2 separate regions of the Homo sapiens genome follow, and region 2 is linked to region 1. The links are chromatin loops, found by intact Hi-C in ENCODE. Cell type or tissue: OCI-LY7. All regions are shown on one strand. Each heading gives the region's core, and the rest is flanking DNA. Links, peaks and the distances in the headings are about the cores only. Region 1 holds the start of LOC107985089 (a long non-coding RNA gene). Region 2 overlaps MGAT5B (alpha-1,6-mannosylglycoprotein 6-beta-N-acetylglucosaminyltransferase B).

Region 1 (15,064 bases), core at 4,537-12,536:
AATCCCTCCGCCAACTCCCACTACACAAAACACAGGAAAGAGACAGAGGATGCCGAGTCCAGGAAGAGAGACTCCATGTACCTACCAGGGGGCTGTGGGTGCCCCTGGGAAAGCAGGCTGCCTGGCAGATGGCACAGAGTAAAGAGGACAGGGCCCACGGTGGTGACACAAGGAATGTGAATGGCTTTGATAGGCAGTCTGGGAGCTAAGGAAAATTGGATGAATGGAGTTCAAGGGGTCATGGTCTTAAGAAAAATGGTCTTTTGGCTGGGTGTGGTGGCTCATGCCTATAATCCCAGCACTTTGGGAAGCCGAGGTGGGCGGATCACTTGAGTTCAGGAGTTCGAGACCAGCCTGGCCAACATGGCAAAACCCCATCTCTACTAAAAATACAAAAATTAGCTGGGCGTGGTGGTGGGCACCTGTAATCCCAGCTACTCGGGAGGCTGAGGCAGGAGAATCACTTGAACCCAGGAGGCGGAGGAGGTAGTGAGTGGAGATCGAGCCACAGCACTCCAGCCTGGGCAACAGAGCGAGACTCCACCTCAAATTTTAAAAAAATAAAAATGGTCTTTAGTTTGTTAATATGTTCAAGAGGGAAAGCGTTTATAAAGTGAGGCAAAGGTGCTGGAGAGAGGGAGACAGGAGAGAGAGGCTGCCCTAGGACGTTGCAGCCCCACTTGTAGAGAGCCCCTGGAGGGAAGGACAGCTCAGAAACACAGCTGCCACTGCACCCAATGCACACGCACCTCCTCTGCAGTGGGTTGAATAGTGACCCCCAAAAAGCTACATCCACATTCCAGAATCTGTGAATGAGGCCTTACTTGGAAAAACATTATTTGCCGAAGTAATTAAATTAGGGGCCTAGAGATTTAAGAAAATCCGCCTGGATTTTCATTGGAAAATGAACATTTTCTCTTTTTTTTTTGAAACGGAGTTTCACTCTTGTTGCCCAATGGCACGATCTCAGCTCACCATAACCTCTGCCTCCCGGGTTCAAGTGATTCTCCTGCCTCAGCCTCCCGAGTAGCTGGGACTACAGGCGTGCGCCATCACGCCCGGCTAATTTTTTTTATTTTTAGCAGAGACAGGGTTTCTCCATGTTGGTCAGGCTGGTCTAGAACTCCTGACCTCAGGTGATCTGCCCGCCTCAGCCTCCCAAAGTGCTGGGATTACAGACGTGAGCTACCGCGCCCGGCCCATTTTCTCTTATAAGGACACTTGTCATTGGAGTTAAGCTCCTCCTGGAAAATGCAGGAGAAAGGAGGAGGAGGCCACGTGAAGACCGAGGCAGAGACTGCAGTGATGCAGCCACAAGCCAAGGAGTGCCTGGAGCCCCCAGATGCTGGAGGAGGCAAGAAACGGACCCTACCCTCGAGCCTTCGGAGGGAACACGGCTCTCCCACACCTTGATTTTGGATGTCTGCCTTCTAGAACTGAAATAAATACCTGCTGTCAGCCGGGCGCGGTGGCTCACGCCTGTAATCCCAGTACTTTGGGAGGCCAAGGCGGGAGGATCACGAGGTCAGGAGATCGAGACCATCCTGGCTAACACAGTGAAACCCTGTCTCTACCGAAAATACAAAAAATTAGCCGGGTGTAGGGGCGGGCGTCTGTAGTCCCAGCTACTCTGGAGGCTGAGGCAGGAGAATGGCATGAACTCGGGAGGCAGAGCTTGCAGTGAGCTGAGATCGTGCCGCTGCACTCCAGCCTGGGCGACAGAGTAAGACTCTGTCTCAGAAATAAAGAGAGAAAAAATACCTGCTGTCCAGACATCCGGTTTGTGGTCATTCATCACAGCAGCCACAAGAAACTAACACCCCGGCTATGCTCAGCCGCATGAGAGGACAGGAATCAGTCAACCGATGGGCCATCAAATGGCAGGGAGGGAGGGACCCTATTCAGCCCGGCTGACCGTGAGGAGAGGAGCTGAAGAGGGAAATGCAGGATGGCACTGAGCTCAGGAAAGCATGAGGCGAATCCCAGAGCAGGGGGTAGGTTTACGGTGGAACACTCAAGGTGGGTGGAAGGATGCTGAAGGCAAGGCTGCGGGCAGCTGAAGGACAGTCAAGAGGAGACACAGCCCAGGAAGGGCTGGGGTCGGGGGAGCAAAACGGAGGGTGAGCAGATCAACTCCACTTCCAGACGTGTCTCGGCAAAGCTCAACCATCCAAGAGCAGGAGCGGGGGAACCAGCAAGGTGCTCTGGGCAGGTGCGTGTGTGCAGAGGTGTGCAGGACAGGGAGTGTGTGTGGTGTGTGTAGGTGTGGTGGGTGAGCGTTTGAGTGTGTGCAAGACTTTATGAGGGGCCCGGCGCGGTGGCTCATGCCTGTAATCCCAGCACTTTGGGAGGCCGAGGTGCGTGGATCACTTGAGGTCAGGAGTTTGAGACCAGCTTGGTCAACATGGTGAAACCCTGTCTCTACTAAAAATACAAAAATTAGCCGGGCGTGGTGGCACATGCCTGTAATCCCAGCTACACGGGAGGCTGAGGCAAGAGAATCGCTTGAACCCAGGAGGCAGAGGTTGCAGTGAGCCAAGATCATGCCATTGCACTCCAGCTTGGGTGACAAGAGCGAGACTCTGTCTCAAAAAAAAAAAAAAAAAGTTTATGAGGGAGAGTGTGCAAGTGTACAGGTGCATGTGCAAATGTATAAGCGGGTGAATGTGTGTGTGTATGTGTGCACAGGCACCCAGGAGAGGGGAATACAGAATCAAGGTTAGAGGAGGCCAAAAGCAGTGACTTACGCCTGTAAACCCAGCGCTTTGGGAGGCTGAGGCAGGAGGATTGCTTGAGGCTAGAAGTTCAAGATCTGCCTGAGTAACATAGCAAGACCCTGTCTCCACAAAAAAATTAAAAATTAGGCAAAGCACCCTGGCTCATGCCCGTAATCCTAGTACTTTGGGAAGCCAAAGCCAGAGGATCACTTGAGCTCAGGAGTTTGAGACCAGCCTGGGCAACACAGTGAGACTTCAACTCTATTTAAAATAATTATGGCCGGGTGCGGTGGCTCACGCCTGTAATCCCAACACTTTGAGAGGCTGAGGCAGAAAGATCACTTGAGTCCAGGAGTTTGCGACCAGCCTGGGCAACATGGCAAAACCCCACCTCTATAAAAAAGAAAATACAAAAAGTAGCCGAGCATGATGGTGCCTACCTGTTAGTCCCAGCTACTCGGGAGGCTGAGGTAGGAGGATTGCTTGAGCCTGGTTGGTTGAGGCTGCAGTGAGCTGTGATCGTGCCACTGGACTCCAGCCTGGGTGACAGACGAGACCCTGTCTCAAACAACAACAAGAAAAAATATTCGCTTTTCCTTACCTTGAATGCCACTGGGTGAAAATGGTGGTCAGAGTTCCTCAGATCAACTCAGTTGAAATAGAAATGTTCCAGGGGGCTCCTAAGACACGTCACTGAGAGTGGGAATTCCAAGTTTCCCAAAAGCCCTCCTGCCGCTTCCCAATACCCACCTCCTCCACCTTCCACCTCATTCTAAAGCCCAGGCTCATACCCAGAGGGTGCTAGGCCCAGTGGCCCCACACACTCCTCCTCCTCACTGGCCTCCTTCAGAGGCCCAAGTGACAGCTGGGCAGTGCTTGTGGGTGATCTCAGCATGAGCACCCACGTTTTTAGCTGCAGAAGAGAGGAGCTTGAACTAGATGATTGCAAAGATGAGGGACAGCTCCAACATAATGCTGCTGGCTGTACACTGACAAAGTGCCTTGAAGATCACGGGCTTGATGTCACCATGAAGTGATGCTGAGTGGAGGCCAGCATCCACTGGCCCCGTGCCAGAAGAGGAACAGAGCCTCCTGCACTCCACTCTGCCGGGTCCAGAGCTTCGGAGCCTCTCTGCCACAGCCAGGGCTGACCCCACCCCCTTTCCCATCCTGACCCAGGCCTCCAGGACCCCAGCTCCAGATCAAGTGGCAAAATCCATTGTTTAAAAGGAAAAGGTGGGCCGGGCATGGTGGCTCATGCCTGTAATCCCAACACTATGGGAGGCTGAGGCAGGTGGATCACCTGAGGTCAGGAGTTCGAGACCAGCCTGGCCAACATGGCGAAACCCCATCTCTACTAAAAAATACAAAAATTAGCTGGACGAGGTGGCAGGCGCCTGTAATTCCAGCTACTCAGGAGGCTGAGGCAGGAGAATCGCTTGAACCCGGGAGGTGGAGGTTGCAGTAAGCCAAGATTGCGCCATTGCACTCCAGCCTGGGAAACAGAGCAAGACTCCATCTCAAAAAAAAAAAGAAAAAGAAAAAGAAAAAAAAAAAGAAAACATGGGCCAGGTGCGGTGGCTCACGCTTGTAATCCCAGCACTTTGGGAGGCCGAGGCGGGTGGATCACTTGAGCTGAGTTCAAGAGCTCAGGAGTTCAAGACCAGCCTGGCTAAGATAGTGAAACCCCGTCTCTACTAAAAATACAAAAATTAGCTGGGCATGGTGGCGGGAGCCTGTAATCCCAGCTACTTGGGAGGCTGAGGCAGAGAACTGCTTGAACTTGGGAGGCGAAGGTTGCAGTGAGCTGAGATCACGCCACTGCACTTTAGCCTGGGTGACAGAGTGAGACTCCATCTCAAAATAAATAAATAAATAAATAAAAGATGGCCAGGCACGGTGGCTCACGCCTGTAATCCAAGCGGTTTGGGAGGCCCAGGCAGGTGGATCACTTGACGTCAGGAGTTCAAGATCAGCCTGGTCAATATGGTGAAATCCCATCTCTACTAAAAATACAAAAATTAGCTGGGTGTGGTGGCATGCACCTGTAGTCCTAGCTCCTCTGGAGGCTGAGGCCAGAGAATTGCTTGAACCCAAGAGGCGGAGGTTGCAATGAGTGGGGATCATGCCACTGCACTCCAGCCTGGGCAACAAAGCAAGAGTCTGTCTCAAGGAAAAAAAAAAGAAAAAAAAAAAAGGACGACCAGCATTTTGATCTAGGCTGGCATTGGTCCACATGCTCCTTCTCTCAGGAGAAGGGGATAATTGTGATGTTTCTGATTCACTGAATTTATTGAGGGTCTCCTCTGTGCAAAGTGGTCTCACTCCTTATTTATACCTAATCAAAGGACCATTTGAGCACCCCCTAAATGATGCTCACCTTAACCCCATGAAGTAGCCATTTCTTGAGTGCTGCAGTGAAATCGAGGCCTGGAAAAGTTACACCTTTGCTCAGGGTGACATCTAAGAAGTGGGGGGATGTAATGTGAACCCAAGCTTCTCTGTCCCCAAGGCCCCTCTCGGCAGCATAGGGAGAGGATCATCATGTTGGCAGCCTGTGCCCACACCGCATGGCTTCCTACTCTGCTCCTAGAAAAGGGGCCCTCACAGCTGGCCCCTGGCCAGGAAGCCTGCTCCCAATAGCAGCAGATGCCCCAGGAATGGCGACCTCCTTGGCAGGGTACCGGAGGTTAAGGGCAGAATGGTTTCTGCTAGCAAGGCAGCCCTGGGGCAGGTGCCAGATGGACCTGAGAGCATGCCAACTGCTCTGGAGTGATTTCCTCCTGATTGCCTCCTGCATGGCAAGGACCTGCCCTCTCTACCTTAATAAAATTGGATCCCCATCCTACAAAACTAGACATAGAGAGAGACGCTGTCATCCAAGGGGAGACTGAATCTTGGATTCTAGAAAAGAAGAGTTGGGACTGCAAAGTCAATTCCCTTTATGCACCCCCGACTCCAACTTTCCCTCCCCACACTGCGCCCTCCATCCCCCACCCTTCATAACCTAAGGACAGACAGTTGATTTTTGTTAACAGAGTAAGTGGTTCCAGTAACCACCTTTCAACACAGCCCGGAGGAAAAAGGGAACTTCTCTGCCTGGCATCTTTCCCACTGTGGTGCCCCAGGGGAAGCTGTCCCTTGAGACACTGTGGAGAGCCCCAGGCTGCCCACCTGCAGAGCACTCCAGAGGCCTCTGGACTCCCCCAGCTGCTGAGGTTGGGTAGAGCCTTTGCTATCCCCTCTCCTGCAAGCCCAGAGGAGGCAGCTCAGAGCAGAAGGGAACCTCTGTCCTTTCAGAGCTTGGCCCCAGGTTAGGGCAAAGGGGATCCAAGTCTCTCCTTTCAGAGCAGGGCTCACCTGGGCCAAGCACTCTGGGGCCCTCTGGGACAACCCTTGCCATTTGCCCTCCCCTACAGGAGGGACTCACAGTGGCTGCCGAGCTCTTGCCTGTCCCATCTATCCAACAGCATGGGACCTGGCAATTATGGCAAGCTAGGAAGTTATTAAAAGGTAAAGTCTATTTTTAGGAAATCAACAGCAAACTGAGGACAAGGTAGGAGAAAACAATATCTGCCTTCTGGGACTTTGCAGCTTCTGATGCATGTGATTGAGCCTCAAGATGTAAGCAGCCCACCCCAGTGAAGTGGGGGAAGAGGCAGCCCTCCACCCACCAGGCATCCCCGGAGCAGAGCCTGCTGGGAGGTGACCTCTGGGAGAAGAAGAAGTGCCAAGGGAAGTCTGCAGTGGCCCAAGGGAAGGGGGCACAGAAGGAAAGCATCTAAAAATGGAAGTCTTAGAACATAAATTATTCAAAAACAGGATTATTTAACTGGAAGTTAAAAATGAGAGAATCATTACACACCCTTGCCCAAATGTTAATGCCCTGGAGAGAAGGCGTATTACTTTCCTCGGGTCACCATAACAAACTATCACAAGCTGGGTGGCTTAAAACACCAGACAGGTATTTTCTCACAGTTTGGAAGCCAGAAATCTGAAATCGAAGTGTTGGCAGGACTGGTTCCTTCTGGAGCCTCCAAGGAAGAATCCATTCCACGCCCTCTCCCAGCAATAGCTGGAGTTCCTTGGCTTGTCGACGCGTCGCTCCCATCTCTGCCTTCATCTTTTTTTTTTTTTTTTTTTTTTTGAGACCGAGTCTTACTCTGTCACCCAGGTTGGAGTGAAGTGGCATGATCTCGGCTCGCCACAACCTCCACCTCCCAGGTTCAAGTGATTCTCCTGCCTCAGCCTCCCAAGTAGTTGGGATTACAGGTGCACACCACCACACCCAGCTAATTTTTGTATTTTTAGTAGAGATGGGGTTTTGCCATGTTGGCCAGGCTGGTTTCAAACTCCTGGCTTCAAGGGATCCACCCACCTTGGCCTCCCAAAGTGCTGGGGTTATAGGTGTGAGTTGCCATGTCTGGCCTCTGCCTTCATCTTCATGTCACCTTTCCCTATGCGTCTCTGTGTCTCAAATCTCCCTCTCCTTTCTCTTATAAGGATGCCAGTCATTAGATGTAGTAGGTACTCTGAATCTAGAATGATCTCCTCTGGGGATCCTCAACTTAATGACATCTGCAAAGACCCTATTTCCAAATAAGGTTAAGTTCACAAGTACCGATGGTTAGGACTTGGACATATTTTTCTGGGGGACACGACTTCACCCACTACAGAAGGGTAACCGACTCACCCTATAAAGATAACAGGAAAATTCATCTAAATTCCAGCAAGGGCAGCTTAAGTTGGATGGCAGCTACGTCTTTCTGATGGCAAACACTGAGGATGGGAGAATCTATTCCTTGAATGCAGGTGAGGGACAAATGACCTCCAGAATCAACCTGATAACTCCCATACTAAGTTCACGTAGAAAAGCAAAGGGGCTGGACTCAATGGCTCTTGCATGTGATTCTTGCAATTTGAGAAGCCGAGGCAGAAGGATGACTTGAGCTCAGGAGTTCGAGATCAGCCTGGGCAACATAGTGAGAACCCATTTCTTAAAAAAAAAAAAAAAAAAAAAAAAAAAAAAATATATATATATATATATATATATATATATATATATATATATATAATTAGCTGTGCATGGTGGTGCACACCTGGCACACCTGCAGTCTCAGCAACTTGGGATACTGAGGTGGGATAATTGCTTGAGCCTGGGAGGTTGATATGGTTTGGATTTCTGTCCCCACCCAAATCTCCTGTAGAACTATAATCCCCAGTGTTGAGGGAGGGGCCTGGTGTGAGGTGACTGGGTCATGGGGGTGGACTTCCTCCTGGCTGTTGTTGTGCCAGTGAGTTTTCATGAGATCTGGTTGTTTAAAAGTATGTAGCCCCTCCCCCCTCTCTTCCTCCTGCTCCAGATATGGAACTTCAACTTCCACCATGATTGTAAGTTTCCTGAGGCCTTCCCAGCCATGCCTTCTGTACAGCCTGCAGAACCGTGAGCCAATTAAACCTGTTTTCTTTATAAATTACACAGTTGCAGGTATTTCTTTATAGCAGTGTGAGAATGGACTAATACAGAGATCGAGGCTACAGCGAGCTGTGATTGCACCAGTGCACTCCAGCCTGGACAATAAGCAAGACCCTATCTCAAAAAAAAAAAAAAAGAAAGAGAAAAGAAAAGGGGATTGCAGCAGTCACTGAGGGCTAGAGGAAAATGTCATTGAATGACTACAAGCAGCAAAACTCCCCAATAATAAGGGCCACTGAAAAGACGACAATGGTAAAGGCACAAATGACAGTGGACTAAAGTCTCTCCTGTGCACACAACTTTCCACTCTCCAGGCTCCTCTTAGCAACCTGAGGCAGCATTAAGTGTTGTTGTTGTTGAGACGGAGTCTTGCTCTGTCATCCAGGCTGGAGTGCAGTGGCGTATTTTCAGCTCACTGCAACCTCCACCTCCCAGGTTCAAGCGATTCTCCTGCCTCAGCCTCTCGAGTAGCTGGGATTACAGGCATGCGCCACCACACCCGGCTAATTTTTGTATTTTTAGTAGAGACGGGGTTTCACCATGTTGGCCAGGCTGGTCTCAAACTCCTGACCTCTGGTGATCCACCTGCCTTGGCCTCCCAAATTGCTGGGATTATAGGCATGAGCCACCGCACCTGGTCTAAGTGGTTTTGATGTAAAAAAATGTATATACATATATATATACCTGTTCTACTGCAGGAATTCTAGTGCTGAAGAAAAAAAAAAGGACTCTTAGTTCAAAATGAATTTATATATTTAACTGTGACTTTCTAGGCTTCCTGTTAGATGTTTTCTTCTGAGGTCAAAGGCAACAAGAGCTAAATGAATCTCATTCTTACTAGAGTTTATTTGCTGTTATATTTTTTGGCAAAACCACTTTCAAAACAGTAATATCTGGAAAGGTTTTCAATTTTCCCTGAATTGAGTTCTCAGTGCCTTTCAAAGAGGAAATGACAGATAAGGACAGTGTATGAACTCAGGGATTTAAATAGGAACATCAGATACCTCCATGCCACCCCAGAGAAGAATTGAGGAGGGGTGTCAGGAGAGCGCAGCAGAGCCTCATTTGAAAGGCTGCATTGAAGTTCAAATTGCATTTTAATTTACTATGCCAGTTCAATTCCTCTTCCGTCCCAGCCCTGGGGGTTAGCCACACAAAAAGGAGGCACACTTCACAGTAACTCCCTCACAATACAGAAAATCCGATTGCAAGAGCGGGTCGCCCTCTGCAGGGCACGAAAGGATGTGAGCCTGGTCTCCGAGCCCTGAGGTTTCTTTCATGCAAGACTTCAAAAACAGCACAGTGATTCCTACACACTTCAAGAGACCATTTCCGCCTGGAATTTGTTAATTTGGTAAGCCATGAAGGATTAGAAGGCCAGAGGGCCATGGCTAAAACTTTTGCCTAGGCATTTGGAATTCATCTGAAGCTACTAGCTAAGGGTTGGTGGTGTTTGGTTGACTAGGGACATAGAAACAGTGGTGAGCATGGGTCCTGCAGGGACTCCACCTGGGTGAGAATCAGAGCATTTTCTTTTCTTTTTTTTTTTTCAGACAGCGTTTTGCTCTGTTGCCCGGGCTGGAGTGCAATGGCGCGATCTCAGCTCACTGCAACCTCTGCCTCCCAGGTTCAAGTGATTCTCCTGCCTCAGCCTCCCTAGTAGCTGGGATTACAGGCATGTGCCACCATGCCCAGCTGATTTTGTATTTTTTGTACAGACTGGGTTTCTCCATGTTGGTCAGGCTGGTCTCGAACTCCCAACCTCAGGTGATCCGCCCACCTTGGCCTCCCAAAGTGCTGGGAGTACAGGCGTGAGCCACTGCACCCAGCCGAATGAGAGCATTTTCCTTCCTTCCTTTCTTTTTCTGTCTTCCTTCCTTCTTCCTTCTCTCCCTCTCTCCCTCCCTTCCTTCCTTCCTGTCTTCCTTTTCTTTCTTTTCCTTCCTTCTCTCCTTCCCTCCCTCCCTTCCCTTCCTCCCTTCTTTTTTTTTGAGATGGAGTTTTGCTCTGTCGCCCAGGCTGGAGTGCACTGGCACAATCTCGGCTCACTGCAACCTCCGCCTCCCAGGTTCAAGCCATTCTCCTGCCTCAGCCTCCCGAGTAGCTGGGATTACAGGCGCGCACCACCATGCCCAACTAATTTTTGTATTTTTTTTAGTAGAGACAGGGTTTCACCATGTTGGCCAGGCTGGTCTCGAACTCCTGACCTCACGATCCACCCACCTCGGCCTTCCAAAGTGCTGGGATGGATCTTGTTCTGCTGCCCAGGCTGGAGTGCAGTGGCACAATCATAACTCACTGTAACCTTGAACTCCTAGGCTCAAGCAATCCTCCCATCTCAACCTCCTGGGTAGCTGGGACTACAGGTGCATGCCACCATGCCCAGCTAATTTTTATTTTATTTTTTGTAGAGATGGGGGTCTTGCTATGTTGCTCAGGCTGGTCTTGAACTCCTGGCCTCAAGCAATCCTCCCGCTTTTGCCTCCCAAAGTTCTGGGATTACAGATGTGAGCCACCACACCAGGCCCAGAATATTTCTTGACTAACAGACACCCTGGAAGCCATCATGGCCAAACCTTTATTTTCAGATGAGGATATTTGGTCCAGAGTGTCTATGACTTGCCTGCAGATGCCCACATGGGACCAGAATCTAGGTTTCTCTGTTGTCATCCTTCCTCAGACCCTGACAGGGCAAGCAACAAACTGGAGGAAAGAGGAAACCTTGGGAGAGAAAACCTGCCCAGGGGTCGGGCATCCTGGAGCTTGGCCTGGCCTTGTTTGACATAGGACTTTGCTAGGAGCTGAAAGCCCAGCTCGAATGTCTCATAAGAAAGTTGTGTTGTTTTATCCGGGCAAATCCTGGCTTGTTCCGGGTGTGCAGACTGTGCACAGCCAGTGTTGCTGAAGCTCTGTGTGATGCTGTGTTGGATTGGAGGTTCTGGGAGGGCACAGCTCTGTGGCTTTTGCTCTCTGGTGTATTCCTTTCCTCTACCCTACAGTAGGAGCTGGGGATTTGCAGAATTTATCCCAATAAGGAGGCATGCTTTAAACATTTTTCATACAGTTGGGGTGATTTTTACACTGATCTTTCTTGCCTGCTCCTCCTTATAACAAATAATTTAGTAGACAACTGGCCAAAGTTATAGGTGCTAGGTGAAGCTGTCTGGGAATGACACTGGGTACCTACTGAGTGAGCCAATACTGACAATGCTAGCATTTCTTGTGGTCCGCAGTCTTCATTAAAAGTAAAATTTTGCTGGGGTGTAGTGGCTCACGCTTGTAATCCCAGCACTTCAGGAGACTGAGGCAGGTGGATTCCTTAAGGCCGGGAGTTCAAGACCAGCCTGGGCAACATGATGAAACCTTGTCTCCACAAAAAATACAAAAATTAACTGGCATGATGGTGCACACCTGTAGTCCCAGCTTCTTGGGAGGCTGATGTGGGAAGATCGCTTGAGCCTGGGAGGCAGAGGTTGCAGTGAGCCAAGATCACACCACTGCACTCCAGCTTGGGCAACAAAGCAAGACTTTGTCTCACAAAAAATAAAAAAAATAAAAAATAAAATTTTGCCCAGCACAGCGGCTCACACCTGTCATTTCAGGACTTCGGGAGGACCATGTGGGCAAATTGCTTGAGCTCAGGGGTTACCAACCCGGGCAACATGGCAAAACTCTTTTTTTTCCGAGATGGAGTCTTGCTCTGTCGCTCAGGCTGGAGTGCAATGGCGTGATCTCAGCTCACTGCAACTTCCGCCTCCCGGGTTTAAGTGATGCTCCTGTCTCAGCCTCTGAAGTAGCTGGGATTACAGGCGTGCACCACCACCCCCAGCCAATTCTTTGTATTTTTAGTAGAAACGAAGTTTCACCATGTTGGCCAGGCTGGTCTCGAACTCCTGACCTCCTGATCTGCCCACCTCGGCCTCCCAAAGTGCTTGGATTACAGGCATGAGCCACTGCGCCAGGCCTGGCAAAACCCTGTTTCTACAAAAAATTCAAAAATTAGCCGGGTGTGATGGTGTGTGCCTGTAGCCACAGGCTGAGGTGGGAGGATCACTTGAGCCTGGGAGGTCTCAGGCTGCAGTGAAGTTGCAGTGAGCCAAGGGTCACACCACTGTGCACCAGCCTAGGACAACAGAGTGAGACCCTTTCTCAAAAAAAAAAAAAAAGGTAAAATTTTGGTGAAACTATTCTATGTGCCACTATAATGGTGGACACATGCCATATAGATTCGTCAAAATCCATAGAATCAAGAGTGAACCCTCGTGTGAACTAGGGACTTGGGGAGATGGTGATGTGTTAATGTGGGTTCATCAGTTGTAACAAACCCACTCTATGGAGGACGTTGATAGTCGGGGGGTTATGGGTGGGGGAGGAGGAATAGGGGATATGTGGGCACTCTATGCTTTCTGCTCAATTTTGCTGTGAACCTACACATGCTCTAAAAAATAATGTCTCTTTAAAAAAAAATTTTTTTTTGAGACAGGTTCTCTCTCTGTTGCCCAGGCTGGAGTGCAGTGGCATAAACTCAGCTCACTGCAGTCTTGACCTCCTGAGCTCAAGCAAACCTTCCACCTCAGCCTCCCAAGTAGCTGGAACAACAGGCAGTGTGTGCCTGGCTAATTTTTGTATTGTTTTATAGAGATGGGGTCCCACTATGTTGCCCAGGCTGGTCTGGAACTCCTGGGCTCAAATGATCTGCCCACCTCAGCCTCCCAAAGTGTGAGATTACAGGTGTGAGCCACCGTGCCGGGTTTCTTGTTTCTGCTTCTGACATGACATCATCACGTCTCCTTCTGTGACTCTGACCCTCCTGCTTCCCTCTTACAAGAGCCCCATGATGACACTGGGCCCACCCAGATAATCGAGGACAATCCCCTTCTCAAAATCATTAACTTCATCACAGCCATATAAGGTAACAGGCTCTGTGTATTAGGACATGGGCATCTTTGGGCACTCATGATTCTTTCCACCACACCCACCAAACAATTAAGTGCTAAATTATGTGAAAACTTTTTTTTTATTTTTTGGAGATAGGGTCACTCTGTTGCCCAGGCTGGAGTGCAGGGGCACACTCTCGGCTCACTGCAACCTCCGCCCTCCTGGGTTCAAGCAATTCTTGTACCTCAGCCCCCCGAGTAGCTGGGATTACAGGCGCCCACCACCACGCACGCTAATTTTTTTTTCGTAGAGATGGGGTTTCACCATGTTGTCCAGGCTGGTCTTGAATTCCTGAGCTCAAGCGATCCACCTGCCCTGGCCTCCCAAAGTGCTGGAATTACAGGCGTCAGACACCCAGCCCATGGAGACAGTTTTACTCAAAGAGATAAACTTGACCCATTCCAAACCGCAGCAGTCCCTTTTCAATTCTGAGTGCCTCAGAAGTCTTCAGACTCAGCTAACTCTTGCCACTCCCCACAACAGTGCTTCTCAGGGAGCCAGGGAGACAGTTTTGCTCCCAGGAGATACTTCACAACACCTGGGGTGGTTCCGGTTGTCATAACTTCAGGAGGGAGAGCTCCTGATATCTACTGGACAGAGGCTGGGAGCACTGCTCAACATCCTGCAATACACAGGACAGCCCCCCACGACGCCATACACAACCACAAAAAATGATGAACTCTGAATGTCAAAGGGGCTGGGCTGAGAAACCCTTCTGAGAATAGAGAGAGGATTGTCCAGGGAGCGCTGTAGCTCACACCTGCAATCCCAGCATTGTGGGAGACCGAGGCATGAGGATGGCTTGAGGAGTTCAAGACCAGCCTGGGCAACAAAGCAAGATCCCACCTCTACAAAAAAGAAAAAAAAATTAGCCAGACATGGTGGCACATACTACTAGTCCCAGCTACTTGAGAGGCTGAGGCAGGAAGATCGTTTGAGCCTAGGAGTTGGTGGCTGCAGTGAGTTATAATTGCACCACTGCACTTCAGCCTGGGCAGCAGTGCAAGACCCCATCTCCTAAAAAGAATCCCGGCTGGACGTGGTGGCTCACTCCTGTAATCCCAGCACTTTGGGAGTCTGCAGTGGAGGGATCACCTGAGGTCGGGAGTTCAAGACCAGCCTGACCAACATGGAAAAACTCCATCTGTACTAAAAATACAAAATTAGCTGGTCATGGTGGCAAATGCCTGTACCCCCAGCTACTCAGGAGGCTGAGGCAGGAGAATCGCTTGAACCTGGGAGGCGAAGGTTGTGGTGAACCGAGATGGCATCATTGCACTCCAGCCTGGACAAGAGTGATACTCTGTCTCAAAAAAAAAAAAAAAAAAAAAAAAAAGAATCCTAGCACTTTGGGAGGCCAAAGCAGGTGGATCACCTGAGGTCAGGAGTTTGAGAGCAGCCTAACCAATATGATGAAACCCCATCTCTACTAAAAAGACAAAAATTAGCCAGGCGTGGTAGTGTGCGTCTATAGTCCCAGCTATGTGGGAGGCTGAGGCAGGAGAATGGCTTGAACCTGGGAGGTGGAGGTTGCAATGAGCTGAGATCGCACCACTGCACTCCAGCCTGGCGACAAAGCTAGACTCCATGTCAAAAAAAATAAAAAAGAAAAAAAGAAACAAAGAAAGAAAGAAAAAGAGCAAGGCTCCAGGAACTAGGAAGGCCCGCAGCTGCTGCAGAATTGAAAACATGTGCCTTCAGATCAACCAGCAGCCTAAAAACCAGTGACAGGGACTCCGAGAGTGCATCTCTCTGACCCTGAAGACACACTGACTGTGTAACTCCCACCTCCCCCTTCTTAGACAGCATAGAGCGGCACTGACACTGAAGTCCCCTGCTTGGCACACACCCTGCTCCATTGATCACTTCTCCCCCACCACCTGGGACTGCTGGTTTATTTGCCCAGTGCTGGCACTTGAAGATACTTTATTGC
Region 2 (15,064 bases), core at 4,545-12,544, 64 kb before region 1:
TTATTATTATCACTACTCGTAATGGACATTCAGTCAAAGTGAGGTCTCACCCCCTTCTGGATGAAGTCCCAGTTAGACCTGCCCAACAGCAGAATGGACCACATCAGAAAGCAGTGAGTCTCCCGACCCCGAAATTGCTCCACCCGAGGTTTCAATGGCTCAGAGGGACCGAGGACAGGACTGCAGCCCCTTCTGAGGGGGTGACCCTGAGATCCACCACTCACTGTCCCTCTTCAGACCCAGGACTCTGTGGGGCCTGGGTTCTTGGTGGCAGTGAGTCTGGCCCAGGCCATGGCACATGATCCTGTAGTGACAGGTTATTCCCAAGCCAGGCCAGGAGACCACCCACGGCATGGCCAACAGTAGGGGAGTGAAGGTCTCTGGTCCCGCCCTGCCTTCAACAGAAAAGCTGGGGACATTCGTCATGATCAGGAAGCCCTCAGGGCCAACAGGACATACTTGCAGCCTGAAGGGTCCCACCTCCCTCCCAGCCCGGCAGGGACTGCACTGGGAACTTGGGACTTTTTCACACCCCATCCCCAATAAACGTGGCTGTCATGTGGTTGGTCCGGCTCTCGGCACCGTGGGGCTGTGACAACAGTGCAGGCCTGGATCAGACCTGGATGGGATCCTCCTCACCAAGCTCTAGTGAGCTTGGTGCCCAATAGAGGGTGGCTGTTATTATTATTTGCTATTGTCATTGATTATTATCATCATTAATTATTATGATGATTAATAATTATTACTTCAGCCAGCTCTGCAGCAAAGTCTGTTGGAATCCAGAACATGCCCCTGGGGGCCGACGGCTGCCCTGGGGTGGCACTGGCTGAAAGAGGCCCCTGACCTGCCAACCACACGCCTCTCTCCCAGTGAAGGTACCCACGGTGGCCCGAGACAGCTTCTGAGACCAGAGGGCTTTGCAGACAGCTCTGGGCAGGGATGGGGAGAGGGGACAGTGACTTCCCAGGTTATCAGGTGTGTTCCCTGAGAGCTCTTCCCTCCCTGCCTGCTGGAGCCACCCCTTGGTGGGCCCAAACCCATCACAGTGACCTCCCGTGGGCTCAGTCACCTCCCATGGGCACTGTGACCTCAAGAGCCTGCCTGGGTCCCAAGGTCCCAGGATGTCTGGCAGATATAGTGGCTTTCCCAAGGTCACACGGCGAGCTCCCAGGGCTGACACTGCCCCTGCGCCAGCCCTGCATCTTCTCACTGCATCTGCAAAACAGCTCGGTGTACCTGGCATGGGAGACCTGGGCCTGAGTATATTTTCTGCACATATACTAAGCCCCAGGCATTCTACCAAAACCATCGTTTCTCACTCGGAAAGTAAAAGAATGCCAAGCGAGGCCTCTGATCACCGCCCACCCCTCTTCCCAAGGCCGACCCTCGTGCAGCCAGCCTCCGGGCACTGTCCCAAGGGACCAAAGAGTAGCCAACACTGCAGGCCACAGGCCGGACCCAGATGCTCTGTTCCCTCCACCACCTGAGGCCTAGGGTGATGGGCCGGGGCCAGCGGGGAACTCTGGAAGGCAGCTATGCTCACCACTATACCACCAACGCGGCCCTCCAGTGGGGAACTCTGGTTCCGCAGGTGGCCAGTGGCAGGTCACTACTTCCTCGCAGGCCCCAATCCTCAACTCCCTTCAGGCTGGTCCCTCAAAGAGGCCCCTGAGGCTCAGCCCCTTCCTCCCTGCCCCACGAGGTAATCACTGATTCTGGTCCAGTCTGCTTCCCCTGAGAACGAGCTCTCCAGGCCACCTCAGGAAAGAGATTTAATTCTGACTCCCTCTCCTGATTTACGAGAGTTGCATTCAATTAACGGGGATATTGATCTCCCCGCCGCTGGCTAGGGTGCTTGCTGGGGCTGTTATTTTGTTATGAAACTGATCACTTTTCTTTTAAAACACAGAGACTCACGTACACAGGTGCCTACAGACACGCATACCGGGAGACCTGAGTGCACACGGCTGGAAACATGAGCGCCGGAGCAGGGGAGACGGATCCTCTCTGTCGCCATGTCTCTGCGTCCGCCTCTGTCTCTTTCACACACACCACACGGGACATGGAGCCCCCACCCCAGCATCCAGCCTGGCTTGCATTCGCACTGCTCTCTTCTGCTTCAGCTCCTCCTTGGCCCATCCAGAGCTCCCCACCCTGATGCTGGGGAGGCCCCCTCCCCAAGTGAGAGCAGAGAGGACTCCTCTCTTCCAAACAAAAAAATAAATACATAAATACACCCGTGCACACATGCACTCCCCCTGTTAAAAGGAGCAGAGCTGGGGTTGGGCTGTGTGTGGTGTCATTACCACCTGCCCGGGGAAGCAAATTCTGAGATCACTGTGCTCCAGGGACAGTGGCAGAACCAGCAGGAGGAGCCAGAGGGACATGGGGCCAGGCATGGTGGGGCCAATGGAAGGACCTGGGCTCTTACTCGAGTGAGCTGGGGGGCCATGAGGGAGCGGGGAGTAGAGGAGGGACCTGGACACTTATTGATGACTTAGAAAGACCCCACTGGGCCAGACACGGTGGCTAACACCTGCAATCCCAGCACTTTGGGAGGCCAAGGCGGGCAGATCACATGAGGTCAGGAGTTCGAGACCAGCCTGGGCAATATGGCGAAACCCCATCTCTACTAAAAATACAAAAAAAATTAGCCGGGCATGGTGGTGCACGCCTGTAATCCCAGGTACTTGGGAGGCTGAGGCGGGAGAATTGCTTGAACCCTGGAGGCGGAGGGTGCAGTGAGTCTAGATCATACCACTGCACTCCAGCCTGGGTGACAGAGCAAGATTCTGTTAAAAAAAAAAAAAAGAAAAGAAAAAAGAAAGGAAGGAAGGAAGGGAGGGAGGGAGGGAGGGAGGGAGGGAGAGAGGAAGGGAGGGAGGGAGGGAGGGAGGAAGGGAGGGAGGGAGGGAGGAAGGAAGGGAGGGAGGGAGGGAAAGAAAGACCCTAGCGGCTGCTGAGTTGGAATAGCTGGTTGGGGTCAGTCAGTGGGGTGAGAAGAGGTGGGCTTCTAAGGCGTATTCTGAAGGTGGGAGAATTTGCTGAGGGATGGGGCAAGTGTATGAGAGAGAAGAGCCAGGGGTGACTGCAAGGTTGGGGTCCGAGCCATGGCAATAATGGCACTGATACAGCCTGAGATGGGGGCTGGGAGAGAAGGGGATCCTGAGTGCAACCAGGAGACCCCACGTCTGAGTGTTCCCAGGACACCCAGGTGGGTCAGCAGGTGCCTATTCTGAGAGCAGCAGCATCCAGGGCTACAGCGCCAGCTTAAGACATAAACTGGGGAGTCTAGAGGACAACGGTGTTTTTTTGTTTTTGTTTTGTGAGACAGACTCTCACTCTGTCACCCAGGCTGGAGTGCAATGGTGCGATCTCAGCTCAGTGCAGCCTCCGCCTCTCAGCTTCAAGCGATTCTCCTGCCTTAGCCTCCCAAGTAGCTGAGACTACAGGCATGTGCCACCACGCCTGGCTAATTTTTGTACTTTTAGTAGAGACGGGGTTTCATCATGTTGGCCAGGCTGGTCTCGAACTCCTGACCTCAAGTGATCCGACCACCTCGGCCTCTCAAAGTGCTGGGATTACAGCTGTGAGCCACCACACCCAGCCTGAAGGTGGTCTTTAGAGCCATCAAAGTTCAGGGTTCAAGCCCACCACTGCCCCTCACTCACCAGGTCCTCCGGCCACAGTGCTCCCAGGTGGCCCCTCCTCCCTGGTCCACCTCCCTCGGGCTCAGCCACCTCAGCCATCTGCTCCTTCCCGCTGTCCAGAGTGCTGGCTGTCTCCCCAGTCAAAATGTCTCTCCTTCAAGGCTATCCCAAACTCCCCTGTGCCATGGGGACTTGGTGATTCTAAGCCTCCCAAAGAGTGGTTGGGTCACCCCCTTCTCTGGACCCTCACGGTACAAGGAAAGGAAAGGAGACAAACTATTCTTCTGAGCGCCAAGCACAGGGCCCAGGCCTCCCATCAGCATCATCTCTAACACACACGTGAAGAACCTGAGGCTCGCAGAGCCCAAGGCCGCCCAGGTCTGCCCCACTCTGAGGGGCCACTGGCCAGGCTGGGCACCGGGCATGCAGTGGAATTCCATCTTTTTTGTGTCCCCTCCACCTGCTCTCAAACCTCCAGCCCAGACTCTGCACACACTAGGCATTCAACAAATACGGACTGACCTCTTCAATCCAGACAGCCTCAAATTTCGGTGGTTTTATGGCCTTATGGAAAATTCAAAGATCATTACTATTTGGCTTGAGGATACATAATACGATGCCATTTGAAGCAAATCTGCCTCTCTAATTATGTTTTCCTAGGCTAAAATTGCAAATTTACTTTCCCTGAGGAAACACCAGCCATGAGTGGAAGGCGGCAGCCCAGAAGCTTCCAAAAGGGCTGAGGAAGAACAGGGGACGTGTTTTTTTTAAGCCACAGGAAATTTCTAAGTGGGGAATCCAAGTGCAGGCACCTGAGAGTTTTCTGGAAATGCAGCAGCAGGCACTCCTGCAGGATTCTTGCCGGTCTAGCTGCAGGTTGGTTAACCTGGAGTCAGGTTCAGGGTGCGGAGGGGGCAGCAGTGTTTGTGCACGGGAGCGTGTGAGCAGGCGGCTTTCACAGGCCCGGGACACACCCACCATTTCTCTCCCTGAAACCAGCAACCACAGTGTCCCTGAAATTGATGGCTCTGCCTGTGGGTGTGATGGGCTCTGCCGGTCGTGATGGATGGTTGCTATTTCCCAGGAGGGAGCTGGGAGGTGGCGCATATTCCCCCTCCCCCTACAAGTTCCCTCCTTCCCCAGGAGGAGACAAAGGGCAGGGCAGGGGAGGGAGGCACAGGCCAGGACCGGAAAAAAATCAGAGAAACACTGGATGCGCCAGCAGTACCACCCCCAGCCCAAGAAGGCAGACCTGGAGTCCAGGGGTCCACTGGACCTTCAGCTCTGCTGCCTGCAGCAATATCCTCAACAGAGACCAAAAAGGCCTGCTCCTGACCTGGGGAACAGGCCTGCGGACAGAGGCTGCATCAGAGGCACCGCTGGAGGCAGACAGGAAAGCAGAAAAGAATGAAAGAGGGGCAAAGGACTGGATCTGAGGGAGAAAGATGGAGCTGGGGGGCAGGGGCTGGATCCGAGGGCACACAGACAGTGTCAGAGAAGAAGGATCCATGCACACAGAGAGGAAAACGGCCTCATGCCTCAGGGGGATTTCCAAGGAAGCTCAGATCCCTTTGCAGGCACTCCCCATCTCCACCACGGCCTCACTGCTTCCCCTCCTGCCACCCTGTTTATCCAGTTTTCACACAGCAGTCAGAATGATCTTTTTAAAAAATAAATCCAGTAGCCCAGGCACAGTGGCTCACACCTATAATCCCAGCACTTTGGGAGGCCGAGATGGGCGGATCACCTGAGGTCAGGAGTTCGAGACCAACCTAGGCAACAGGGCAAAACCCAGTCTCTACTAAAAATACAAAACTTAGGCCGGGCGCAGTGGCTCACACCTATAATCCCAGCACTTTGGGAAGCCGAGGCAGGTGGATCACGAGGTCAAGAGATCAAGACCATCCTGGCCAACATGGTGAAACCCCGTCTCTACTAAAGATACAAAAATTAGCTGGGTGTGGTGGCATGTGCCTGTAATCCCAGCTACTCAGGAGACTGAGGCAGGAGAATCGCTTGAACCCGGGAGGCAGAGCTTGCAGTGAGCCGAGATCATGCCACTGCACTCCAGCCTGGGCAACAGTGCGAGACTTTGTCTCAAAAAAAAAAAAAAAAAAATTAGCTGGGCATGGTGGCACACACACCTGTAATCCCAGCTACTCAGGAGGCTGAGGCAGAAGAATTGCTCGAACCCAGGAGGCGGAGGTTGCAGTGACCCGAGACCGTGCCACTGCTGGTCTCCAGCCTGGGCAACAGAGCAAGCCTCCATCTCAAAAAAATAAATAAATAAATAAATAAAACCTCTTAGAAAGGGACAAAAACCAAACCACATATAACCACATATTGAATCAATCATCAAGAGCACAGTGCTTAGAAATGTGGGCTGTGGAGCCAGTTAGCCTGAACCCAAAGCCAAGTCCAGCCTCTTACAGCTGTGCAACTTTGGGTGAGTTTCTGAACTTCTCTGTGCCTCAGTTTCTTCCTCTGGGAGATTAAAGCTTCCTCCTCTGGGAGAGTAAAGATTTAATTAAATCTTTAAAGATTAAACCATAAGATGGTTGTGAGGTAGGTAAGATCTATCTTATCTTACCTATCTTAAGCTTATGCAGTAAGAACCATGCCAGGTGCTTAGTGTGTTTTGAGTAAATGTCAGCTAATATGAGGGTAATGATGCTCACACCAGGCTGGCCTACCAGGCATCCAGGACGTTCACTCAATCGGCAAGGCCAGTTAGAGGTTGGCCCCATGGCCAGCAGCCCAGCACCAGCAGGCTACATGGCAACGGATCCCACACCAGTCCACATGGGCGCACTGTGTTTCAGGCCTGACTCAGGCAGGCATCCCTCCAACCCTCCCACGGGCACAGTGACCTCCTGTGGGTCATCATTTTCTTCTGTTTCACCCAACTCCGTACTTTAGAAATGCCTAGAGCTTTGGCTTTTCCATCACACACGCTGGCTGAGAAATAGCTTTTCTGCAAATTGTCTAAAAGTGCGTTTCAAGCTTAATTTTTAGCAGCTAGAATACATTTAGCAAATCAATTTCACAAAGAACCCCAATATATAAAAGAGGGAAAGTGGAGCTCGTCTCCCTGGAATAGGGTGGGGTCAAAGCCCCTCCTTCCACATCCACCTCTAGGGGCCAGTTGGGACAGCCTGACCTCCCGCACTCCTGTTCTCTGAGGTCCAGGAGATGCCTTATATACCTAGGACACATGATTTGGATGTCACACCTCATGTGTCCCTGGGGCTTGTAGGATAGCAGCACAGACTCTGGGCTCTCAGACATCCTGGCCGAAGCAGGAGAATATTTAGAAGAAATAAACCAGAAAGTTCTACTTGGCAAAAATGGCCAGGGGTACATAGTATCCACACATGCCCCTCAACACAGAGTTCAAAATCATCATGAAAAGATTTTTTTAAAAAAGGCGGGGTGGCTCATGCCTGTAATCCCAGCACTTTGGGTGGCTGAGACGGTTGGATCACCTGAGGTCAGGAGTTCGAGACCAGCCTGGCCAACATGGTGAAACCCCATCTCTACTAAAAAGAACAGAAAAATTAACTGGCGTGGTGGTGCTCTCCTATAATCCCAGCTACTCAGGAGGCTGAGGCACGAGAATCACTTGAACCTGGGAGGCAGAGGTTGCAGTGAGCCAAGATCGTGCCACTTCACTCCAGCCCAGAGTAAGAGTGTCTCAAAAAAAAATTTTTTTTTTAATTTAAAAGGCAAAGATGTAATCCCAGCACTTTGGAAGGCCAAACGGGTGGATCATGAGGTCAGCAGTTTGAGACTAGCCTGGCCAACATAGTAAAACCCTGTCTCTTCTAAAAACACAAAAATTACCGAGGTGTGGTGGTGGGCGCCTGTAGTCCCAGCTACTCAGGAGGCTGGGGTGGGAGGATCGCTTGAACCCAGGAGACAGAGGTTGCAGTGAGCTGAGACTGTGCCACTGCACTCCAGCCTGGGTGACAGAGTCAACCAGGCTCTGTGTCAAAAAAAAAAAAAAAAAAAAAAAGGGGCAGTGGAATATGTGCTGTGAGATGCCACTTACATGGAATTTGTTAAAATCACACACTATGAATTTATAATGTGTGTGTGTTAAACATATGTGCAAATGTGCTCGGAATGGACTGGAAAAACTTACAGCAAATTCAGGGAGGCACTTGTCTCTAGGGAGAAGTCATTAAAAGGCCTTTTAGTTTTCATCTGTGACGTTTTATTTAAAGAGGAAAACAGGCCACAAATGTGACCAAATGTTAACGGTTGTTAAATTTGGGTGGTAGAAATGCACTCTGGGCTGTACCACAGTGTGGTCCAAATCTTCTCCAGATTCACAAAAGGAGATGACGGACAGCACCCCGGATGGAGTGGCAGGTGCCACCGCTCCCCTGCTCCGTGTGCCTCCTCCCCACGTCCCCTCACCTGTCTGCGGGAAAGTGCAGGTCGCCGCCGGCCCGGTGCAGCTCACTGCTGTTCTCCAGCCTGGCCAGTGCGTCCATGCGCTTCACCATCAGCTCCAGCAGGTCGCTCATCTTGCGCAGGACGCCGCGGGACTCGGGGCCCCCCATCACTGTGGGCAGAGTGTGGGTATGGTTAGGGGAGGCCCGAGCAGCCTGGAGGCCACCTGGTGTCCGAGCTGGGGCAGCTCAGACAAAGCTGGCCCCAAAGTCCCCCAGCACCAACCAACACCAGACCCCAGCCTCAGCTCCATCTTCCCAGGCACTGCTGACCCTTTTGCTGCATTGCTTTGCGGTGCAGAGAACAGCATCGTGGCGGAGTGCAGAGCCCTGGGCAGCCCCGTTGCCCACTAGCCATGTGACATTGGGATCATTTCCTAAGCCCTCTGGGCCTCAATTTTGTCAACCATAAAAAGGAACTTTAGATGTAACCTTTGAGGTGCTCTGGGGCCCAACAACCCTCATGTCCGTGAGATGGCAGAAAAGGCCCAGCACTGGGAAAGAAGCCCCAGAGCCCCCAAACGGTAAGCTCCAGGCAGGACTTCTAGATCAGGGTTCCTAGAAGTGTGGCCAATCACCCAGCAGCATCTGAATCTTCTGGCCAGGCTGTTAAAATTCAGATTTCTGGGCCTTGGTCTAGATTTGCCCATTCAACTCTCTAGGACCCGGGGCCCGGGAATCTGCACTTTCCTTGCTCCCCATGGATCCGGACATGCAGGGAAGTTGGGAGCCTGTGTTCAGGGCCCCAGGGCCCTGTTGCTTCCCCAGCCCTCCTTCTCCTGCCCGGCCTCTGGGCCCTAACTCCATCTCTTCCCCATCCCTCTTCCCTGGACCCTCCTGTTGGAAACCATAATGCATGTGTTCTGAATCTCAAGCTGGTCTTTGGATTTCCAAAGATCAACTGACAAGGGCAGGTTCCCTGGGGCTGAGGCGGCTGCTCTTCCCTCTGCTCCCAGCCTGGGGAGGGGAGACCTTATGAAGAAGAAAATTACATGAAAATGAGGCACTTCGACCAAGATCCCATCAGCCAGCCTGCAGTCCTCCACGGCTTCCTTTCTAATCATTCCCGATCATTAGCGCTGCACGTGCCAGTGTGCGGGAGCGAGTTCTCGCCTTCCTTTTTAATTAAATCTGAAGGCTTCACATTGCCCCTCCACACAGTCCATAGGGTGCTGGGCTCCAGGCACTAAAATCCGCAACTCAGCTCCTCCCAAACCCCTATGGATCAGGCTTGAAATCACTCCCCCAAAACGAGCCAAGTCACCTGGGAACATGAACCTTCGATGCTCCCAGGCTGCCAGTCCAGGGGCCCAATGGAGGATGCCGTGGGTTGGGCTCCCCAGAAGCAGAGCCTGGGACAAGGGTTTGAGGGTGAGTAGTTTAACCGGGAGCTAATGGAAACCCCAGCAGGAGAGTGAGGAAGAGAGACGGGGAAGCTGTGGAAAGCTGCACTGCCGAGAATATTACCACCCGGGCGCCCAACCTTAGCCCTGCTGGGGAGCCCTGAGACCATGTAGAACACACTGCAGTCTCCCCACCTGGGGAGGGGCAAGGGGACTGGGGCCTCTGCCCGCTGACCCCTGTGTGACCAGGGCAGTCATTGAATGGCTCTGAGCTTCAGCATCCCCGTCTCAAGGCAAGAATAACAGGCCCCGTCTGCAGACCACAGGACCAGGAAGGTGACGAGAGAGGCCACTGAGAAGAGGCAGAACAGGGAAAGGAGAGAGGGAGCTAGAGGCAGTGGGCGGAGCAGGGGCAGCCAGCGGCTTCTGCATCACCGGGGCTGCTCTCACACCTCTGCTTTGGTTCTGCCCTTCTTCCCTGGCTCTGGCTGGCCCAGCCACTGCTGCCACGTTCCCACCCTGATATAAGTCACCCCCTGGCTGGGCTCCCCTGCCAGGTGAACCCGCCTGAGGTCAGAAGGGAGGCCACAGGAGCTGGGGCGGGACCACTCACACACCTTGGAAATGCCGGCCAGGCTAGGGCTGCAAAACAGGAGAAGCTGCGATTTCCTTAAAGACACAGGGCTCCTGGCTCTGAAGAACAGGCATGAATGGGAGCAGGGGGGATGTGGCGGGCAGAAGAAAAGGAGGAGAGAGAGGCAGAGATGCCCAGGAAGGCTCACGGAGGGGGTCGGGTATTGGAGAAAATGGGCATATTTCCTCCCCACCCCAAGAGCTGAAGCAGCAAAGGACCTCCCCACAAGTCCCTCTACGGAAAACAGAGTGGATTTTCAAAAACTCAGCTGGGACCGGGAAATTTCATACTAGCGTTAGATGACACTAACTCAGGTCTCTCCAGCCTCTCAGGCCCTCCCCACGCACTCACACACTCAATCGGTTAATCTGGGCAGCCCTGGTGAGCCATCGCTCATAACTTGGGCTGGAGTAGTCCTTCTCCAAAGGAGTGGGAGAAAACAGGATATAGATAGCTCCCTCTCTCTTTCAGCTTCCCAGAGGCGGGGGCAACGGTTTACTTTTTCAGATCACTCTCGTTTCAGAGATGTCTGCCCAAGCCCATCATCCAAATTCAATACCGAGCTTGCAACCAGTGCTTGTAGCACAGAGTAGATGAAGAGATTTCCATCATTTCAGCTAAAAAAACTGGAGGACATCAGATGACCTGCCTGGCCACTGCTTTCTACAACTCCACAGGACACCACTGGTATTGTGGCCGCCTAAAGGGTGTCTGTCGTGGAGTCGTGCAGCGCACAGCCTGCGTGGCCTCACTGGGCAGCCCTGGTGGGCTGTCGCTCATAGCTCGGGCTGGAGTAGTCCCTTCCCCAAAGGACTGAGATGAAAAAAGGAATGTTTCATCCCATAAGGTGTCTCACAGCTGGGACACCATAGCGGTGCCGTGGCCAGAGCACTCAGGCCTGACTGACCACAGAGCCTGGTCAGCAGCTCGTTCCTGCAGACGCAGCACCCCAGTGGTGCTGAGCCCACAGCGTGGCTTTTGGGGTGACGCTGTGTTCCCTGGAGCGCCTTAGGCCTGGCACCCTGCCTGCTGCACTACTGGTCCCACTCTCCAAGCCCACCCCAAGCTTCCTCTGCCCCTGCCTATCGCCTGAGCCCCCTCCCAGAAACCTCACGGTCACAGCTCCCTACCCACACCCCACGCTCCCAGTCCCATTGAGCAGGCTGAAAAACAGATGATGGGCCAAAAACTATGAGGGCTGGCCTAGAGCTGCAGAGGCCCCTGAAAGTCAACAAAGTGGAGGCTGCAGCAGCAGCATGGTGGCATGGGCCCAGTCAAGGGGGATGGGGCAGAAGCCTGGACTCCAGGCCCGCTCTGCTGCGGACCAGACAGGTGAGCAGGTCACCGTCCTTCTCTTGGCCTCAATTTACCCTCATGTAAAATGAGGGGGCTGGGCTCATTGAGCTCTGAGTCTCTATCGCCCTGACTTCTGTTTCTGTGTCTTCCCCTAATTGCCTCCGGAGATTAGAGAAATGGGAAAAGAAAGAAACGCTCCTATAAAAACTGGCAGCAGGCCAGGTGCAGTGGCTCATGCCCATAATCTCAGCACTTGGGGAGGCCAAGGTGGATGGATTGGTTGAGCTCGGGAGTTCAAGACCAGCCTGGGCAACATGGCAAAACCCCTTTTCAATAAAAAATACAAAAATTAGCTGGGCATGGTGGCATGTGCCTGTAATCCCAGCTACTTTCAGGGCTGAGGTGGGAGGATTGCTGGAGCCCATGAGATTGAGGCTGCAGTGAGCCACGATTGCACCACTGCACTCCAGCCTGGGCAACAGAGCGAGACCCTCTCTCAAACAAACAAACAAAAACCCTGAGGACATACAGAGGCATGGGTCATTGCAGCCTGGGTTTCACGATGACCATGCCTGCGGAACCAGATGCCCCTTCTGTAGTTCTTCAAGCCCCACCCCATCAGACTGGACCAAGTCCCCCCGTGCCAGGGGCTCAGGAGCTGCTCCCATCTTCTGCAGATGGCATGGAACTCCAGAAACCCCTGAGACCTGGGGAGACAGCCCCTACCCCTTCCCAATGAGCCCTCGGGGTACCAGGCACATTTTGTGCTCTGGAAATGCCCAAAGACTAGGCAGGGGGTGGGTACCCAGGAGGGAAGCAGGTCAGGCCGACTCTCCCCCAGTGACCCACTCCCCTAAAAGCCACCACTGGCCCCGGGACTGTCAGCAGAGCAAGCTGACATCGCTTCCCCAGAGTCACTTCACCACTCTTGGCATCAGCTAAATTGAAATATATCTAATGTGAGGCCCCAGTGATACAACTCAGAACAGGCACACGTTCCCTCCATATTTCCATATAAATAAGGAAAGCTGGGACGCTGGGAGATACAAATAGATCCTCTCATTTACAGACGGGATGTGTTTATTACCCACCGAGGCCCCGTCTCCTCCCCAGACGCTCTTCGTCTCTCTCTGTCTCTCTCATCCTCCTTCGTCCCCCTTTTCTTGTCCCCATCCCCACCCTTTACCATTGGAAATTGAATGAGCCCCCATCTCTCCAGAAAGCAGAGACCTCCCTGGCACTGAGAAGGGAACTGTGACTGGGTGTTCGTGCAGCTGGAGAAATGCGCACATTTATCTCTCTGTACTCGCTCACCGCAGAAACCAGCTGAGGCCACGGGAGCTCTGGGCTCCGGGCAGCAGAGAAGACAAGGACAGGCCGTGGGAGGCCACACCAGGCTCTTCCTCAGACCTCCGGGCCCCGGTCCCCCATCCATCAAGCCTGAGAGAAGAGCCCCAGGGCCCCTTAGTACCAAGGGCCAGAGCCAGAGCCAGAGCCATCCACAGAGCCAGGTAGCCTTCCCCAGGTTCAATCCCTGGTGGAGGCCTGGGAGGTCTGGCAGGGCCCAGTAGACACATGCAGCTGTGCCATGGACCTTCAGCCTACAGACCCCTCCCAAAAGATAGCCTCCTACCACTACTTTTTTTTTTTTTTTTTTTTTTAAGCCGAGACAGAGTCTTGCTCTGTCACCCAGGCTGGAGTGCAGTGGCGCAATCTCAGTTCACTGCAACCTCCTCCTCCCTGGTTCAAGCAATTCTCCTGCCTCAGCCTCCCGAGGAGCTGAGATGACAGCACGTGCCACCACACCCTGCTAATTTTTGTATTTTTAGTAGAGATGGGGTTTCACCACGCTGGCCAGGCTGGTCTCGAACTCCTGACCTCAGGTGATCCACCTGCCTCAGCCTCCCAAAGTGTTGGGATTACAGGCGTGAGCCACCACACCCAGCCTCCTACCACTGCTTCTTCAAGACAAGTCAGAGGGCAGGAAACAGCCTCACAGCACTATCTGCAGCCACATGGGGAAGGAGGCCTAGGCGAGAAGGGCTGGAAGGGCAGGAAACAGGAGGAGGACCTGGGGTGGGAAGTGGGGCAGAGCTGCCTGGGAGGGGGCAATGCCGGAAAGCCCTCCCCAGAGCCCAGGCCCAGCCCAAATGCAGCAAGAGGGAAAGAAGTCAGATCTCCTCCGGGTCATGATTCCCCATGCAGCCTCCTCTCTTGAATCTTTAAGATGAGTGTGCAGAATACAGAATGAGATGTCAGTCACATTTCATCCCCAAAGTACGCAGTTTATCATGAAGTATAAACAGGCACAGAGGAGAATTTGGAGGCCCCACACATAGACCACAGTCCACAAGAGGCTGAATGACGCCCTCCTCTTCTTTTCGAGAAAAGCCTTCTCCTCCCTCTCCCTTCGCAGCCACAGTCCATGTGGGACCCCACTTCTGTCACCGGTTTGACAGGGGAGGAGAGATTGTTTTTCCCATTTGTACACAGATTGTTTTGTTGACCAATGCAATTTTTTTTTTTTTTTTCTAAATAGCAGGGCCTTAGAGGGTTTCCTTCTCCTGATTCTGCTCTGGGGTTGTCTAGACTCCGCAGATTTCTTTTGGGTAACAAAACGTGCATTATCCAACAATCCAACCTTGGCCCAGGACTTCCAAGATCCCTCCCCAGGCCTGATTCAGCCAAGCAATTTGCCAAGCACCTCCCCGTGAAGCCCTAATCCTTCCCTCAGGCATCTCCTAAGTGGAAATGCTGGTACCTCCTAGGTTTTCTGCAGGGCTGCCCCAGGCACTGCGTGGGGATGTAGTTTGAGGGGCTTCTCTTGCAGGATCAGGATGTTAAACCCACATTGCACACTGCTTTCCCGGCCTGAGTCCCTGCCTTGGGTCTGCCCAAGCAGATTAGCTTGATCCAAGGGTATGAAAGAAATCATGGAGGACAATGCGAGTCGGGATCTAAAGTGAATCAGGGTCAGCTCTCCTGGGTTCTCAGCGGCCCTTTTCTTGTCTGTCTCCTCCTTCTCCCGGACTTCAGTTCTGTATTCCAGGCACTCAGCTTCTGAGGCCTGGGAAATGTGAAAAGACTGGCTTGGATAAACTTGGTCTGAGAACTAATGTTACAACACGTAGAATCTCCACTCCTAGGTATACCCAACAGAAATGCCTACGTATGTTTACCAAAAGACGTGCACTGAAATATTCATAGCAGCACTGTTCGCAAAAGCCCAAAACTGGAAACGACCAAATGCCCACCAATGGTCGGATGGATAAAAATATGGTGGTGTACTCACACAATGGAAGGCTACACAGCAAAAAAAAAAAAAAAAAAAAAAAAAGTGCAAGTGACTACAACCGCATACAAGATAGTGAGTCTCACACATGTACTACTGAGAGAAAAGACACACACAAAAGACTACTCCTCTATTAGTTCATTCTCAACGTTGCTACTAAAGACATACCTGAGACTGGGTAATTTATAGATGAAAAAGGTTGAATTGACTCAGAGTCCAGCATGGCTGGGGAGGCCTCAGGAAACTTACAATCATGGTGGAAGGGGAAGCAAACATGTCCTTCTTCACATGGCAGCAGGAAGGGGAAGTACCGAGCAAAAGGGAAAAAGCCCCTTATAAAACCATCAGATCTTGTGGGAACTCACTGACCATCACAAGAACAGCACCAAGGT

What was found. Hi-C counts contacts between places; a loop is a spot of excess contacts. Peaks named below come from ENCODE experiments on the same cell type or tissue, not always from the same donor. Only the 100,000 strongest peaks of a DNase experiment are listed, where the experiment ranks them.
Region 2: a loop joins it to region 1, with 2.4 times the contacts of the local background. A loop is called at or near these places in 2 of 110 quality-filtered maps.

What each region holds. Positions count from the first base shown.
Region 1 is chr17:76,811,075-76,826,138 of GRCh38, reverse strand. It overlaps LOC107985089 (a long non-coding RNA gene), which reads right to left and starts at 3,199. Exons shown (of 4, transcript XR_001753021.2): 1 at 3,158-3,199. RefSeq lists an enhancer at 1-205 and a silencer at 13,546-13,746. In OCI-LY7, for the core only: CTCF peaks have their summits at 5,923, 9,221 and 9,425 (motif pointing left); DNase peaks (open chromatin) are centred at 5,898 and 9,408; H3K4me3 peaks cover 383 bases; H3K27ac peaks cover 950 bases.
Region 2 is chr17:76,875,307-76,890,370 of GRCh38, reverse strand. It overlaps MGAT5B (alpha-1,6-mannosylglycoprotein 6-beta-N-acetylglucosaminyltransferase B), which reads right to left. Exons shown (of 18, transcript NM_001199172.2): 3 at 8,073-8,220. Among named protein-coding and RNA genes, the nearest start is that of MGAT5B, 14 kb to the right of the region's middle. RefSeq lists an enhancer at 4,513-5,387. In OCI-LY7, for the core only: no CTCF peak of the experiment used is centred there; no DNase peak of the experiment used is centred there.